Regions from separate parts of the Mus musculus genome. Here region 2 is linked to region 1. A link is a loop called in an ENCODE intact Hi-C map of the cell type or tissue named here. Cell type or tissue: heart. All regions are shown on one strand. Region 1 holds the start of Zmym4 (zinc finger, MYM-type 4). Region 2 holds the start of Ago1 (argonaute RISC catalytic subunit 1).

Region 1 (4,000 bases):
GGCACGCTCCTATGTTTTCTGGAATGTGCAAATCACGCCTATTATTCAAGACCCAACTTATCAGACCTCTAGAAACTTCCTGTTGTATTGGAGAGCCTTAGGCTGAGAATCAAGATGCCTGTCAGCCCTGAATGCTGTTACTAATCCTTTGTGTGATCTCTTGCTATTCACATTTTACCTGGGCTTTGGTTTCATCTTAAACCATGGAAACGGGCCTTGGGGTGTGTCTCATTGGGAGAATGCTTTCTTAGCATTGTGAGGGAGGTCCCTAGCACTGCAGAAGAAAATATAGTGTAGTCGAACTAAACAATGCACTTAAACCATTAAAAAAAAAAAAAGCCTGGCATTTTTCTAATGATAGGAGGATGCATGAGTAGAAGAAGAGAGGACATGGCTGAAGCTGGGGTCCCCACTTTCAGTTGAATATCAGAAGTTTCACTTTTCCTGATTTTTTAAAAAAGATTTATTTATTATATGTAAGTAAGTACACTGTAGCTGTCTTCAGACACTAGAAGAGGGCATCAGATCCCATTACAGATGGTTATGAGCCACCATGTGGTTGCTGGGAATCGAATTCAGGGCCTCTGGAAGCGCAGTAAGTGCTCTTAGCCGCTGAGCCGTCTCTCCAGCCCCTGATTTTTTTCCCCTTTTCTTACTTTAGACAATCTATGCAGACCAGGCTGGTATCTATTTTCAACTGTTCCCTTCAGAAGTTCCACTTTTAAGCTGTTGGATTTTATTAGAAGGGAGTAGTCTACAGCCCATAAAAAGGTGGAAACCATCCAGTCTTATATTTAACTACAATCCCTGAAAACATATTTTCTTAACCTTTCTATTTGTTTTTTGCTTTGGACATGTAAGGAAAGAGTCTAGGATATGAAAAAAAAAACATTATCTGGCAGAAGTGAACATGTTTCTTTTTGTTCTACCCATAAGTGAAACAAAAGATAACAGGCCCAAGGGAGAATCAAGGACCAGCATGGAAACTTTCAGCCATTTCAGTGTTCAGCCAATGTTCCTGGGTTCAAAGAGCTACTGACTTACACACAGAAGTACAGCTGTAGAGCAACTTTCACCCTGTGAGCAGAGGAGCTCTGGGTCCCCTTGTATTGCCATGGAGAATAACAACTCTTCAGAGACTTAAACATTTTTTTTAATTAGTTCTTTGGGGATTTCCTAGTATACCAGCAGTCCAAGCACTTGGTCAAGGCAGGAAGACCAGCAGTTTCAGGCCACTCTGGGTTACATAGCAACCTAGCTCCAACCAACCCAACTCCAACCAATCCAACTCCAACCAACCCAACTCCAACCAACCTAAACTAATTTCCTTGTATTTTTTACTATATGTCTGTCTGTTGTGCCTATGTCTTCATTAAGAATCCAAGAGGGGACTTCAGCTCTCATTATCTTTGGCTTCGTTGTGCTTCAGGGAAGATAGTGCCTACCCTTGGATTTCCTGCCTTGACAGTTCAAGCTCCTATTCTTTAAGTCAGACCCTCAAATTCCTTCAGTGGAGGCAAATGATGGCACACAGCAGTTGCAGGTCATCACCATGAAACTTCTCAGGAGAGCAGCCATGTTCTTGAACTATCAAGACTCTTGACATTTTATGTTCTTTTGCCTTGACGACAGTTTTGTGTGTTCAGAATCCTGGAGGAATGCAATTCCAGACTGTGTTCTAGCTCCTCACCAGCCACTCGATATCTTGAGGTAAATTAATTTATTTCAAATGACCATACTGGCAATGTTAACTTTGAAAGCAATGGAGTAGATGGTTTCTAAGATCCTTTTTCATTTTAGTATTCTAATGGCAAGCAGGTATTGAGGAAATTGTCTTCAGTTATTGGTTCTGCCTTCAACACTACCAGTGGATCTGGTTTTAAGGTTGGAAGTTGTTCCTTGAGAGTCGACGCCCTTTACTTGACAAGCTGTTGGTTTCTCCTTCAGATAACAGTCTTGTTTTCTTCTTGGTTGGGATTCTTCATGTTCATAGGGTCACTGAGAACTTTGGCTCATCAGGGTTCTCTCCTTTTGGCAATATCTCTGTAGTCAGGTGTAGGGTGGTGATGTGAACCCCTCACTGACATTTCACCAGATAGTCCTTCCATTAAGATCTTTCATTCTGACATCATCCCTTCGTCATGGTCCCTTTAAGGGAGCGGCCATAGTTGAGTGGTGGGAGCAGCTGCTGGCAGCAAAGAGACTAACAGGATTAGGCCTAGCCTGGGCCACTCACCGCGCACGCTCAGGACCGGGGGCTTGGTGGGAAAGGGAGGAGGGGCTTGTGGCGCGCCTGCGCATCAGGGGCGCGCGCAAGGGGCTGGTTTGGAGATCCCTTTAAGAAAACCACTGGCGGAGGAATTTCTCTGAGAGAAAATAATCCTCCTCACGGGGCCCCTTGGAGGCCATTAACCCCCCGAGTCCCGGCCCCCCTGCCCCGGCAGGCCCTTGCGCCCACGCGCCCGCCCGTGGGACCCCAGGAGCTGCGGCTAAGCGCGCGGGCCTCCGCCCCCCTCGTCACTCCCGCGCCAGGCCCGGCGGGGGCCGAGGGGGACCGAACCGCAGCGGGTGAAGCGCCGGTGTCTGCAGTGTGGGCGGGGGCCGAGAGGGGCCGCGGCCGCCGCGCCGGGAGCCGCCGCGGTTCCGAGCGGGGCCCAACATGGCGGAGCGGGAGGTGGAGACCGGCCCCCGAAAGAGGGTAGGTGAGGTGAGGCCGCGGGCCGTCTGCGGGCTGCGGGCTGCGGGCAGGCGGGCGGGCGGGCGGGCGGGGGGCGGGGCGCGGCCGGCCCCGAGCAGCCCGGAGCTCACGGGTGGCGCGGTGGTCGACGGCCGGAGGGAGGGGCGGCCCGAGGCGGCACCGGGGTCCCCTCGGCAGGTGGGACAAAGCTCGGTGGCCGGCGGGGAGGGGGAGGGGCGGGGGCCGTGGTCCGCTTGGCTCCCCTCCCTTTGCCGGCGTGTGGGTGGTGGTGCGTATTCGGGGGGGGGGGGAGCCTGGGAGACGCAAGGTGTCAGACTCCGCTTCTGCATCCTCGAGGAAAAGGGAGTCTATGGAAGTTTCTCTGGGGAGAGGTCAGGTGGGGGTAGAGGTGGCGGGAAGAAGTCGTGGAGGATTGGTCGTTTCCTGAGGAGTAACCGGGAGGGTGCTGCGGGAACCCCGGAGCCAATTCATCTTCCTGCCTCCACTCCCCTCCCCCTTGACCGTTATCAAGCCCCAAAGTGGACATGGTGCTCTCTTCACCTTAGAAGAAGTGGGGTTGTCGTCTTGAAGTTGGGGGAATGTGTTCTGATAGCCACGGATGTGTTATAGTCTAGCATTCTTTACCTGCAGTTAGTAACGTGGAAGAGTGACAAGTTTTGTCCTTAGGATGTACCCAGCCAGCCTTGCCTGCCCTAGGTAAAGCCTTGTCTACACAGGAGTTGTAAGCCGTTTAAAAGTTTGTCTTGAAACTTTTTTTATTTTTAATTTAGTTGTGATTCATTTTCTTCAGATGGAGAACAATACTATCCACTGAGTAATGTTTTTCAAGGCTTTTTTTTTAAACTTCCCCTCACCCAGCATGTTAAGCATCAAGTTTGTTAAGTTTCCTATCAGGAGTTTTCCTTTTGGAAATGGTCTCCAAATGATGAGTTAGTTGTTAAACCAAGCTGCTTAAAACATGAATCTTAACCAAAAATGCTTTTTCATTCAGCATAAATGTCTATTCAAAGATGCATACTGTTAACATCCTGAGTGCTGACTGTGTGCCTGACATTGCACGAAGTGCTTTGTGAAGAGTTCAACCTCACAGTAACTATGCAGCCCATTTGTGGCTGAAATGTAGATTTATTTCCTATCTTACATAATTAAGTTTGCAAAGTCCAGAGTTTTGATCCGAGATTTGAAAACAGGTTTGCAAATGCTTGTGTTGGTTGCATTTAAGGTTTTTTTTTTTTTTTAATTCTTCTAGTCCTGTCATTGGATCCTGGGCCTTAACATCTGATAGACAAGCCTATACCACTG
Region 2 (4,000 bases), 500 kb after region 1:
GCATAATTAGTGAGTGGCAGGCTAAGGATTGAAGCCAAGACAAGCCAGCTCTAGAGCTTTCTTCTTAGTCCCTGGAGAGCACTAGTCCTTAGTGTGGCCCCCAGCTTAGCCATATCTGCATCATCTGAAAAGTTATTACACACACACACACACACACACACACACACACACACACACAGAGAGAGAGAGAGAGAGAGAGAGAGAGAGAGAGAGAGAGAGGTTTGTTTGCTTGTTTGTTTGTTTGTTTGTTTGTTTGAGATAGGGTCTCACTCTGTAGTCTTGGATGTCCCAGAACTCACACTAAGTAGACCAGACTGGCCTTGAACTCACAGAGTTCTGCCTGCCTCTGCCTTATCAGTGCTGGGATAAAGGCCTGCGCTACCCCACCCACCTGAGACATACATCCTTTTACTCAGCATAAGGCCTATGACTCACTCCGAAGGCAACTCACAAGCTGAAAGGAAGCTAGGCATACTAAAATGAATGTCTTTAAGTTCATCTCACTAGTAAGGTGTGAACATCATCCATCTCCTAAACTCCTTCTCCTTTGTATAGCATCTGATGTAAGGTGAACATTGAAAATACATAGAAGCTGGGAGTGGTGGTGGCCAGCTTTCATTCCAGCACCTGGGAGGCAGAAGAAACTGAATACTGTGATTTGAAGGCTAACCTGATCTATATAACAAGTCTCAGGCCAGCCAAGAGCACATAGTGAGACCCTGTCTCAAAAAAATGTGTGTGTGTGTGTGTGTGTGCGTGCGTTTGTGTGTGTGTGTGTGTGTGTGTGTGTGTGTAAGTTACGTTTGAGCTGGGTCTCTCTGTAATTACCCCATCAGTGCAGCAGACCAAATGAGAAGGTTATGTGAGACGATCAAGGAATTAGCTGTGGTGCTTCTGGCAAGGTAAGAAAAGGGTACCCACACTAGAGACTATGAGAATGACAGGGAATGCTTTGAGAGCACTTCATAAGGTAAGCATGTCAAGACACAGTTGAATATAGCAAATAGACAAGGGAGACAGGAGCTGATATTTTTGGCATGGAGATGCAGTTCACTGAGACAGGACAAATATATGTATTTTGTAGGGGAAAAAGAAAGGGTTAGGTTTGGACTTAAGTTTGAATTGTTAGATCCAGCTGGAGCTGTCCAGCAGACAGTAGGAAATATGAAGCTGCAACATGGTAACGTATAGATATTTGGGCATTAAAAGTGGATGAAGCTGTGAAGAGGCAAGGGGAGAGTAGAATATAAAATTCAGGTCACTACAGTGAACAAAACAAGAGGAGCCACTGAAGAAAGCTCTTCAGGACAGACATTAGGAGACTTAAGAAAATGTGAAAGCCAAGGAAAGTCTTTTTTTTTTTTAATTTTTAAGAAGAGATATAGTTTCAGATGCTGCAGGGAAATAATAGGAAATTAGCCTTTGGGGTTTGACACAAAACGTCATTAAGAGATTTGGTAGGAGCAAACGTTCTGCAGACGAAAAAGTGGAGGCAGGTGCTTCCTGCAGATAGAGAGCTCTGTCAGTGTCAAAACTGTTACACCGGCCAGAATAGGCAAGGTTTCTAACACATTTGTGGTCTCAGCGCCAGGCACGCAGCCTGGAAGGGTGGGTGGCATTAATGAGATCAGCGACTAGGGACACAGAAAGACTGACTTAGCAGAGGCAGTCAAGACTTAAGGGTGAGGGTGATTGGGAGAGGTGGGAGGCAGGGCCTTTGAGTGATTGGGTGTTGGAGGGGGAGAGGGTCGGGGAATGGGTGGGAGCCAGGCTCTGTGTTGATAGCGGGGCTGTGGATAGGTTTCCAGAGATCTGTTTAGGGAAAAGACAGGGCCCCAGGCTGCAGCCGGGGAAGGGGTGTCGCCCAGCCCCTCCCCTCTTACGCCACTGCGCGGCTCCGCCACTGGAGCCCTCCCGCCAGGCTGCACGGCTACGAGTGGCCGCCAGAGGCCGCTGCACGGTCCCCGCGCCCCCGCCCCTCTCCATTGGCCTTTGTTGCCGTCGAGCGCCCCGCTTGACTCGTTCCCGTCCGCCCCATGGGCCCATCGGTCGCGCCTGCGCACTGGCAGCTACTCGGGCGCTAGCAGGGGGAGCTGCTGCAGGCTCCGCGGCGGCGGCAACGGAGGCTGCGGGGGCGACAGCGCGAGCGGCCGGGCTTCGGGGGGGAGCCGAGCCCGGCCCGGGAGCCCGAGCAGTGCAAGTGCGAGGTACCTAGGCCCCTCACGCTGGACTCCTCAGTCTCCCGGCCGCCTGTCCTCCGCACGGGTATATGGGATGGAAGCGGGACCCTCGGGAGCAGGTAAGGGCCCTCGGGGACTGGGAGCAGTGTGTATTCCAAAGCCCTATAGGCTCTCGCGGCATAGAGCATGGTTGCAGAGTGAGGAGAGGGGCTCTCAGGGGATGGGGGGCCCATTTTGAAGGGGGTTGTATGCAGTTCCGGCTGAGAACCATGTGAAGATCTGAGACCCGGGCTGTTTGTCCTAGGAAGCAGTATACTGTCCCGAGGGTGAGAAGTAACCTGGGAGAAGGGCCTGAATGCACGGTGTCCTTCCGTGAGGTCTGGGGAGGCCTATGGGGAGGCCCGGCAGGTGGCAGGGGGGCGGGCTCCAGGTGTCCTGGAGAGGAGGGGGGCGACACAGATGGGCCTGGAACTACCGCCTGTCGGGGGGCGGGGGCTCGGCCGTGCTGGGCTGGGCTAAGCTAATGTCTCTGGGGAGTAGGCGCCGGGGCTGGCCTCTGAGCTCCGCCCAGCTGGGCCTGAAGCGGGGGTGAGGGTCAGGGGGCGGTGGGTGGGGATTTAGACCAGGGATTTCCCCCCTTAGATTGGGGACTTGAGTGGTGGCGCGGGAGCATGCGCGGAGGTACCAGCCTGAAGGGCTGCCCTATGTGGTGGGGGCGTGGCTGTTGGAGTATCCCTCCTGTGCCCCTGGGTTTAGGAGGAGTGTGCAGTCTCGCAGATTCTGTTTGCGTAGTACAAATGGGAATTGCCTTCTGTCTTGGGGGAAGGGTGGGGGGCGGTCTCTGACACTTGGTCCTTAAACCCCGGAGTAGCAGTTTGTCAAAGAAAGGGTCGAGGTCAACTGCCAGAGTGCATTTTCTGCTGCATGAGGATGGACGGGGACCAAAGCCTTGCTTTATGAGCTACTTCTCTCAGAAGATAGGCCTTAGGAAAGTGTTGGTCACTGAGAAACTAGGCCCACATGTTTTTCAAGTTTCTAGACCACTCCTGAGAAGAGATGGGAGCTTTTAATCTGAAGATAGTGCCCTCCTTTTCCATGAATTGACTCTATATCACAATATAATCTCTCTATATACCTGTGCCTCCTGTTTCCTAGTGGATCTTTTCCCACGTCAGGAGCATGTCATTAGACTCAAAGCTGCCAAGCTTGTCTGCCTGATAGAAACAAGTTGTTAGGCAGACACACTGGTGGCGCACGCCTTTAATCCCAGCGCTGGGGAGGCAGAGGCAGGCAGATGAATGAATTCAAGGTCAGCCTTGTCTACAGAGCGAGTCCCAGGACAGTGTCTCCAAAAAACAAACAAACAAACAAACAAAAACAACAACAACAAAAAGAAAACCAAAGAGGGGAGAGAAGAGGGAGAGAGAGAAGAAAAAAGAAGCAAGATGTTGGGGGTGGGGCAGCATTGACCTGATAATAGCTCTAACTTACTTTTCCTATTTAGAGGATACACACACACACACACACAAGGAGGAACTGATCTGTAATGTGTACTGATTGTATTTTCCCAAACACAGATAGCCTTGTTAGGTAGAGTGTAAATCCTTATTTTCTAGGTTGGAAACTACTACCAACAAACCCGGGGACTATAGAGTAGGACCCACGTCCAGACAGACTGACGAAAGCTTATGTCCTGAATTGCTAATGGTTTTATCCTGACGAGTGTCTGATGGGTTCTGGGGTGATGAAGAAAGGGGGCTTGTTTGTTACAGGACAGAAGGAAGCTGCCAGGTGAAGGGCTGGAGAACTGGAGTCAGCTG

What was found. Hi-C counts contacts between places; a loop is a spot of excess contacts. Peaks named below come from ENCODE experiments on the same cell type or tissue, not always from the same donor. Only the 100,000 strongest peaks of a DNase experiment are listed, where the experiment ranks them.
Region 2: it touches region 1 in a loop (2.0-fold over the local background); 1 of 42 quality-filtered maps calls a loop at or near these places.

Annotation. Positions count from the first base shown.
Region 1 is chr4:126,966,514-126,970,513 of GRCm38, reverse strand. Zmym4 (zinc finger, MYM-type 4) reads left to right here and starts at 2,287. Exons shown (of 30, transcript NM_001114399.2): 1 at 2,287-2,698. The coding sequence starts at 2,660. In heart, no CTCF peak of the experiment used is centred here; a DNase peak (open chromatin) is centred at 2,273; H3K4me3 peaks cover 2,163 bases; H3K27ac peaks cover 1,655 bases.
Region 2 is chr4:126,466,696-126,470,695 of GRCm38, reverse strand. It overlaps Ago1 (argonaute RISC catalytic subunit 1), which reads left to right and starts at 2,113. Exons shown (of 19, transcript NM_153403.3): 1 at 2,113-2,299. The coding sequence starts at 2,275. In heart, no CTCF peak of the experiment used is centred here; DNase peaks (open chromatin) are centred at 2,005 and 2,775; H3K4me3 peaks cover 2,036 bases; H3K27ac peaks cover 1,638 bases.